Regions from separate parts of the Homo sapiens genome. Here region 1 is linked to region 2. Evidence: chromatin loops called from intact Hi-C (ENCODE). Cell type or tissue: breast epithelium. All regions are shown on one strand. Links, peaks and the distances in the headings refer to the core of each region. The heading gives the core; the rest is flanking DNA. Region 1 overlaps LINC02613 (long intergenic non-protein coding RNA 2613). Region 2 overlaps RMDN2 (regulator of microtubule dynamics 2).

Region 1 (4,398 bases), core at 136-4,135, 520 kb before region 2:
GTACCAGCTACTCGGGAGGCTGAGGTGAGAGAATGGCTTGAACCCGGGAGGCGGAGCTTGCAGTGAGCCAAGATCACACCACTGTACCTCCAGCCGGGGTGACAGAGTGAGACTCCATCTCAAAAACAAAAAAACAAACAAACAAAAATCCCAAAAAACAGCAACAAGAAGATTAAACACAGACACAGACCTTTTCCCTCCAGAACCTTAGAAATGAATGAAGGGACCAGTAGCTGCACAGATCATTCTAGTAAAGACAATATATAATAAGAGAAATCATTTTTTGTTTAAATATTGATTTGCTGATTCCTATAAAAATGCTTCTTTTGCCCTTTTTTTCTTCCCATGAGCCTTTCTTGCCTCTTCAATGTTATCTGATTGTACTTTCCAGCTCATGGACATTACACAAAATGGCAGTTCCTAGGAAAAGCGAGAATAGAAAAAAAACCATAGCTTTTCAGTCAATTCTTGTTAACACTAGAGCCCGGAAGGGTCATGTAGGTCAATGAACTGTTGCTCCTGGCAATTGAAATAATTTATCCTCTGAAAAAGAGAGATCAGGACTGCCCCAGAGCTAAGTTAAAAACTGTGGGGTTAAGGCAGGGCACAGTAATGCCTGTAATATCTGTGCTTTGGAAGGCTGAGGCAGGAGGAGTGTCTGAGGCCAGGAGTTAGAGACCAGCCTGGGCAACATAGTGAGACATGACTGTGTCACTGTACTCCAGCCTGGACGACAGAGTGAGACTCTGTCTCTAAAAACAGAATAAAACAAAACAAAAAACCTGTGGGACTACCTGAGGTCTAGGACTAGATTGTCAAGACAGGAGAAGGGTAATGACCTGGGCAGCACAGCAAAGGCTTCTGGAAAGGACACACACAGCTTCTTATCTCTGCTCTCTATATCCTGCTCATGACTTCAAGACGTCATGGTGCTTTTCTGAACCTCAGTCTCTTCATTTGCAGCATGGCTATAATATCCATACTATCCACCTCACAGGGTTCTCGTAAGAATAGAATGAGTTACCATATATACATAAACTCCATCCTCAGCACACAACACAGGACTTAGTGGCTGCCTCTCATTTCAGGAGAACTCACATTTCTTAGTTCACTGGGAAAAGGTTGAGATTGGCAAGTATCCCACATCCATTAGAGAGGTGACTCAGCGATTATCCTTCTAAGGATTAAAAACAGCTTTATCAGGCAGCCACTCTGCTGCGATGTACATGATTTAATTCAATTTAATCATCTCAACAACCCTACAAGGAAGGTATTTTCTTCCCCCTTAGACAGAGGATGAAATCAAAGTTCAGAAGAGTTGATTACACCCTGCCTGAATTCACCTAGGGATTTGAACTCAGATCTGTCTGACTTCAGGTTCATTTACTTTTTACTCTGCCCCATTGGCTTTCAGCTTTGATAGATATGGAAATAAAACCTAGCCCTTCACATCAGGCCATTATCCTATACACCCAAGTAGGCCATGGAGAAATGGCCTTTCTCTAAGGGGAAATGGGATCTCTGGAAAAGTCACCTTGCTTCTGGGCCATTGCATGGAGACAGCTGGGGTCCAGTGAGATGCCAGTGCCCAACAAATGGGCACCAGCTCTTCATCCTCCTCTCTCTGTCTCTCTTTCTCTAGCATCACATAGGATGACCTCAAAGCCAACAGCTATGGAATGCATCTTCCTGGCCTCACAGGTCTCTTGAAGCTGCCGGCTGCCCCCAGCAATCAAGCCAGATGGATGTTTTGGGTGGAAGCCTAGCTGGGAAACAGCTTGCGGGCTGAGCAGGGGTGTTCAGTGGGCAAGGGGCAGGCTTCACGCTAACTCTTTCTCCATGCAGTGCTGCTTCCTCCTTCTGGCCTGCTTTCTGATGTCCCCAAGGCCTTTTCAAGTAGGAGTGGAAGGACAGAGTGGATGTGGCCAATCAAGAAACAGCATCCTCTAATCAGGTCACCCAGGCAGCCCCTCATCTAACCCAGCTGGCTCTGAGCCCTTTGCCTGGGGATCATTCTGTTTTGTAACAGCAAGGCTGACCTCAAGCGAGGCCACTTGGTCTGGATCTTTGATCTAAACAAGCACGAGGGCTTTCTCTCTGGAGACTTCTGTCTTGTTGGCAGGTCTCCAGAAGGGGGCGTTGCTGTTGCATGTGTCAATAGGATAGTAAGATTTAGGAACAAGCTGCAGTCGTTTAGGCAAGGGAGGTTGCGAGTTAGTCCTTTGCTCGGACTGCTTTTGTCACCAAGGGTAAGTGCTTGCTGATGACTTTTGCTCCGGTACAGAAGTATCTAAACTTTCCAGAGATGTGTAAAAGAGAGCCTTATAAAATTTAGGAGAACACATCAAAGTTACTAGATAGAAGGTCATTATACAAAAATTAACTTGCATTTTAAGGTACCAACCACAGTTAGAAAATAAAAAAATTTAAAGCTAACACCTATAAAAGAAACAAAAGCTATAAGGTACCAGAAATATATACATGATCTTTATGAAGAAAATTATAAAACTTTACTTGTTTAGGTATTCTTTTTGTTTTGTTTTGTTTTTGTTCTTAGGGTTTTTTAGAGACAAGGTCTCTCTCTGTTGCCCAGGCTAGGGTGCAGTTGGCACCATCATAGCTCACTGCAGCCTTGAATTCTTGGACTCAAGCAATCCTCCTGCTTCAGATTCCCAAGTAACTGGGACTACAGGTGGATGACACCACACCTGGCTAATTTTTTTTTTTTTTTTGTAAAATAGGATCTCACTATGTTGCCCAGCCTGGTCTCGAACTTCTGGCCTCAAGTGATCCTCCTGCCTTGGCCTCCCAAAGTGCTGTGATTACAGATGTGAACCACTGTGCCTGGCCTAGGTATTCTTTAATAGATAGATAAGATGTATTTATGATATGAAGATACAGTGTCATAAATTTCTTTTTTTTTTTTTTTTTGAGATGGAGTCTCACTCTGTTGCCCAGGCTGGAGTGTAGTGGCATGATCTCGGCTTACTGCAAGCTCTGCCTCCTGGATTCATGCCATTCTCCTGCCTCAGCCTCCCGAGTAGCTGGGACTACAGGTGCCCACCGGCACGCCCGGCTAATTTTTTGTATTTTTTAATAGAGACAGGGTTTCACTGTGTTAGCCAGGATAGTCTCGATCTCGTGATCTCGTGATCTGCCTGCCTTGGCCTCCCAAAGTGCTGGGATTACAGGTGTGAGCCACTGCACCCAGCCTTGGTGTCATAAATTTCAATTCTTCCCAAATTATAAATTCTTTGTGACTCCAACCAAATTCACATAGGATTTTTTTTATGGGTCTAGACAGGATGATTCTAACATTGTTCTGAAAAAGGACCAAAAATAGTTAAGAAATTTTGAAAAACACAAGATGAGCGACTCACCCTATAAGACTATAAGACCTGTTAAATTAAGACTGTGTGGCTTTAGCCAAGAAAGAGACAAACAGACCAATAGAACAGAATAGAGACTCGCAAAACAGATCTCTGTACTTATGAAGACTTGATATATGACAGAGGTGACATGCAGATGAGTAGAGAAAGAATAAATTATTCAATTAGTGGTACTGGGAATTTGATAGCCCATATTGAAAACGAACCCAACAATATGAAATTTTAGGTGAAAAAAATTTTAAGTAAAACTTTCAGACTTCTAGGAGAAAATACAGAAAAACTTCCAAGATCACAGTGTAGGCAATAATATCATAAAACAGAAATAAGTACAAGCACTAAAGAAAAACATTCGTAAATTTATGTGCATTAAAATGTAAAGCTTTGGCTGGGCATGGTGGTTCATGCCTATAATCTCAGCACTTTGGCAGGCCAAGGTGGGAGGGTCACTTGAGCCCAGGAGTTTAAGACCAGTCTAGGAAACCTAGTGAGACCCCATCTCTACAAAAGATAGGAAAAAATAGTCGAGCATTGTGTTAGTCCATTCTCATACTGCTATAAAGAACTATCTGAGACTGGGGAATTTATAAAGAAAAGAGATTTAATTGACACACAGTTCTGCAGACTGTACAGGAGGTATGGCTGGGGAGGCCTTAGGAAATTTACAATCATGATGGAAGGTAAAGGGGAAGCAAGCACATCTTCACATGGTGGCAGGAGAGAGAGAGAGAGAAGGGGGAAGTGCTACACACTTTTAAACAACCAGATCTTGTGAGAAGTCCATCATGAAACAGCACTAGGGAGATGGTGCTAAACCATTAGAAACCACCCCCATGAGCCAATCACCTTCCACCAGGCCCCTCCTCCAACACATGGGGATTACAATCAACATGAGATTTTGGTGGGGACACAGAGCCAAACCATATCAGGCATGGTGGTGTGCCCCTGTAGTCCCAGCTTCTTAGGAGACTGAGGTGGGAGGATTGCTTGAGCCAGGGAGGTTGAGGCAGCA
Region 2 (4,398 bases), core at 240-4,239:
GATAATGTATTTATTATTCACATATTCCCATTGAAACATATGAGTTTCAATTGCTCTATATCCTCGCTGGTACTTGGTATTGTCATCTTTTAAATTTTAGCCCTTTTAAAAAGTGAATAAATAGCGGTCTTTCTCTGTGGTTTTAATTTGCATTTTTCTAATGACTACTGATGATCAGTATCTTTTCATATGCTTGCTTACCACTCACAGACTTTCTTTTGTTAAGTAATTGAAATGTGATCTGGAAAACAGTCAAACATATGTGGAAACACTTCTAGTTTTCATCTTTTCAATTTAATTTTATGGCTATAATTGGTGTTGGACAACATGCTGTAATTAGCATAGGTAATGTTATAAAGACTGCCTGACATCATGGAGGAAGAGAAAAGCTCTGTTAAGTCCTTCTGAAATTTCTAGCTTGTCCTGTTACATGGCCGTAACAGTTTATTTTCAGAAAGCAGCACTGAATTTTGCTCATGCTGCTCATCTATCCGATGCCAATTCCTCTTATTTTAAAAAACACATTATAGCTACATATTAAATATTCTGTATCCCACATTTCCAAAATCTGAAGTCTTTTTAGGTCCACTGCTGGTTTTTTGTTTTGTTTTCTGCTGACTGTCATTACTGTTGGCTTGTTTCCTTGTATAGTCTATAATTTTTGACTGTGAACTCATCATTGTTGGGACACTTTCTGTGAAAGTTTGACAAAGCCTATCTAAAGGTACCTTCCTCTACAGAGGATTAGCATGTGCTTTTGCCATTTCTCTATGGTGTGAAGATCAGAGTCCATTTTGAATTAAAATTTCTTTCTTGAGCTTTTAAGTCTAGACAGGTAATGTACATTGAAGCTCCAGACACTTGTGAGGTTGGGTAAACGGCTTTTAAATCTTAGCAGCGTTTCCTCCTTTCAACTCTATCTTCCCAATTGTTAAGGCTGAAAATGAATTTTCACTGCTGTAAGCTTGTGCTGAATAAATTTTATTTAAGTTCATCTCCCCCCCACCCCCCACCAGGCATTGTACTTTTGGAGTCCCAGATATATTGTGGCAGTCTTCAAGCTGCTCTCTGCTCTGCTCAGGTCTCTAGTCCCCCAGTCCCAACAAAGGTCTACAGACTAAGCTTTAGGTTACCAGCCTTGGTAAATGCCTCCGACTATCAGGTGGTTTCAAGGCTGGCTTACCAGTACTTGGAACTGGTATTCTTGCTTTGTTTCTGGCCTTTGGCTGTTCCCCTTATTGTTATTTTTTTTTTTTTCTGTAGGTTCTTCCATTGACCTGATTAGAAACAGACATACACACTTCAGACTAACACACACTTTAAGATATTGTGTGGCCAGAAAATTTTGAGTTCTCTAGTCTGCATATGCTGGAAACTTTCTTTACACATTTGCTCATACTTGCTTTATTACCTTGGCGGAAGCTGATTCCCCCTGGTGGAAAGAGTTCCAACTTCCTCTTCCACAATTCATATTCATTATCTATACTTATAATTTATAGGCAGTAGAGCTTACTAGTTAAGAGCAAAGATTTTAGAAGTAAACTGCCTGGGCCAGGTGCGGTGGTTCATGCCTGTAATCCCAGCATTTTGGGAGGCCGAGGCAGGTGGATCATTTGAGGCCAGGAGTGTGAGACCAGCCTGGCCAACATGGCGAAACTCCGTCTCTACTAAAAATAAAAATAAAATAAAAAAATACCCGAGCGTGGTGGCACACGCGTGTAATCCCAGCTACTCGGGAGGCTGAGTCAAGAGAATCACTTGAACCCAGAAGGTGGAGGCTGCAGTGAGCCGAGATCATGCCACTGCACTCCAGCCTGGGTGCCAGAGCGAGACTTGGTCAAAGAAAAGAAAAGAAAAAAAAAAGAAACAAACTGCTTGTGTTTGAATCCTGTTCTCCTGCTTATTAGCTGAGTGACCCTGGGCAAATTATTAACCTTATTAACCTTATAGGGTTTTTGAAAAAGTGAGTGAGCTACAATATATGTTTACAGTCACATAAAATGCTTACAAGAGCCACGTACACATTAGCCATTATTACTACTGCTTTTTATTCTTTGTTTTTTTTGTACTTTTTCTCTAGTTTTAGTGAATCAATCATTTAAGAAACAAATACTTGTAGAAGCAGCTTATTTTAAGTGCAAAAAACTGAGCTAGATGCTGAAGAAAAATTACCAGGAAGTGTAAAATGTGCATTCTTTCCTTGAAGAGATTTCAGATAACTTGGGATCAACAGAAAAGAAACAGTAAGTAAAACATGTGAGTTGTTGGAAGGTAATACAAACTTAGCAAATTAACAGTATACTCAACAGTGCAATATTTCAGAGAATGAAGGCATCATTGTGTATTTTACAACATTAAGTAGGTTATAAAAATTTGAGTGTTGTAATCATTCTATTATTTGACTTTGCCATCTTACAACCAGGAAAAAAAGAGAAAAACAGATGATATACCTTTACTCCTTTTTCCTTAACAAAATGTAAGTTTTCTTCGTACGTAACACAATATAAAGAGCATAAATTTTGGAATTCAATTTCAATTTCAATGCTGCCTCTTTCATTGACTAGTTAAATGGGACTTTGGGAAGGTTCTTAACATCATGAAGACTCAGATTTTTAATCTTTTAAAACTGGTATAATAATAACTGCTTCACAGCACTGTTTTAAGGATGAAATGCAGCAAGAAATATAAAGGACAGAATGCATATTTGGCATAGAGCAGGTGTTCAATAAAAGCAAACTTCCTTCTTCACCTCTAATTCTCTTTCAGCTGCAATGAAGAAGTTATCTCTTTGCCTACCCCAATTTTATCATTCAAAAATGGCATTGTCCTTTCACGATAATTTTTTTCACATATTCTTAAGATACATTTTCACATTCTGTAATTTTCTATAAACTAATAGTGTCATTTAAGACACGGACCAGCTGCTTTTATTTGAGCTATATATGTCGCGTATCCCTTCCAAATTAAGTTCCTTAAAAGCAAGGAGTGTTTTATTCATCCCTGGCCAGTTAGTTAGCACATAATTTGTGCTCAGTATACACTACTGGATGAAAAAAAGTCCTCTCACAGAACCGTGAATAGTGTACCTAGACACAGGGTGTGTGTGTGGATTGTTGATCCCAAACTGAGACAGCCACAAAGGGAGGGAACGTGACTACTGCAAAAAGAAATGAAAAAGCAGGAAAGAAAAAGATCACATATATATAAAATGTGGCATATAACATACAAATATATATAAATTACAAGTTTATAAATTATAAAATACATAGATTATAGCTTTTAAAATTATAATGTATAAATTATAAATTCAGATACAATTTTAACATATATATTATACATTAAAATAAAATTTTATTGCTATTATAATTCTCCCTAAAGTAGGCACTGGGTAAAAATAAAACAATAAGTCATTGAAAATTTATCCTATAATCATAGTATATTCAAATAAAGTTTATAAATAAAGGCATTCAACTTACAGTATAGCAGTATCTCCCTTTGAGGTAATATAGAAAGGGTTCCTCTGGTAAAAGTTTGATTGCTATATCTAGATGTTCCTGAAAAAAGCATCCAAAGGAAAATCATCTCCCAAGTTTCAGATATTGTTGACTGGAACTACACCAAAGCCTAGTAACTCAAAAGTGGTTTTAAAATATTGTCTCAGTTCTCCCCATCCCTATCATTAATACAATGAAATCTTATCAATAACTAAATTACCAAAAATGATTGCTTACAACCAGAACCAGAACTGTGACTAGGATTTAATAAAGCTATGTGTAATTTAAAGCCAAAATACTGTTATAAAAATTGAAAACACCGAAGTCATATGTTTGCCTACCCATGACTTGACTAGTGAATAGTTACTGATTCTGAGGTGAGCTTACAAATATCAAATGACATGGAATAGGGGATAATGGCAGAAAAAATAGCAGAGTTAGATGGGGGAGAAACCTATTCCTCTGGCATTATCAAATGGTTATAGGGAGCTGGAAAATAGGGAAGAACAGTTTATTCATCTCTGTAATTATTGACGTTGAGGGGTTATGTATTGAGCTATGGAGGCAAATACTACATTTTGTGTGTGTGTGTATTACTTACTTTATTTGTCTATCATGGCAAACTTAAATCCTACATTGGATCCTACTTTTCCTCCACCAAATCAATATGCAGAGATTGTTAACTACTTAGTGCTGGTCACACTTAAGATGTTATTGAGCTTATGACCAAAAGGCCTTTTTTTTTTTTTTTTTTTTTTTTTGAGATGGAGTCTCATTCTATTGCCCAGGCTCGAGTGCAGTGGCATGATCATGGCTCACTGCAACCTCCGCCTCCCTGGTTCAAGCGATTCTCCTGCTTCAGCCTCCCAAGTAGCTGGGATTACAGGCGCCCGCCACCATGCCT

What was found. Hi-C counts contacts between places; a loop is a spot of excess contacts. Peaks named below come from ENCODE experiments on the same cell type or tissue, not always from the same donor. Only the 100,000 strongest peaks of a DNase experiment are listed, where the experiment ranks them.
Region 1: it touches region 2 in a loop (12-fold over the local background); 14 of 110 quality-filtered maps call a loop at or near these places.

Annotation. Positions count from the first base shown.
Region 1 is chr2:38,506,268-38,510,665 of GRCh38, reverse strand. The region is part of intron 1 of LINC02613 (long intergenic non-protein coding RNA 2613); the gene reads left to right. Among named protein-coding and RNA genes, the nearest start is that of LINC02613, 7.3 kb to the left of the region's middle. In breast epithelium, for the core only: a CTCF peak has its summit at 2,147 (motif pointing right); a DNase peak (open chromatin) is centred at 2,125; H3K27ac peaks cover 1,081 bases.
Region 2 is chr2:37,990,376-37,994,773 of GRCh38, reverse strand. RMDN2 (regulator of microtubule dynamics 2) reads right to left here. Exons shown (of 11, transcript NM_001170791.3): 7 at 3,477-3,554. The region is part of intron 2 of RMDN2-AS1 (RMDN2 antisense RNA 1); the gene reads left to right. Among named protein-coding and RNA genes, the nearest start is that of RMDN2-AS1, 44 kb to the left of the region's middle. In breast epithelium, for the core only: no CTCF peak of the experiment used is centred there; no DNase peak of the experiment used is centred there.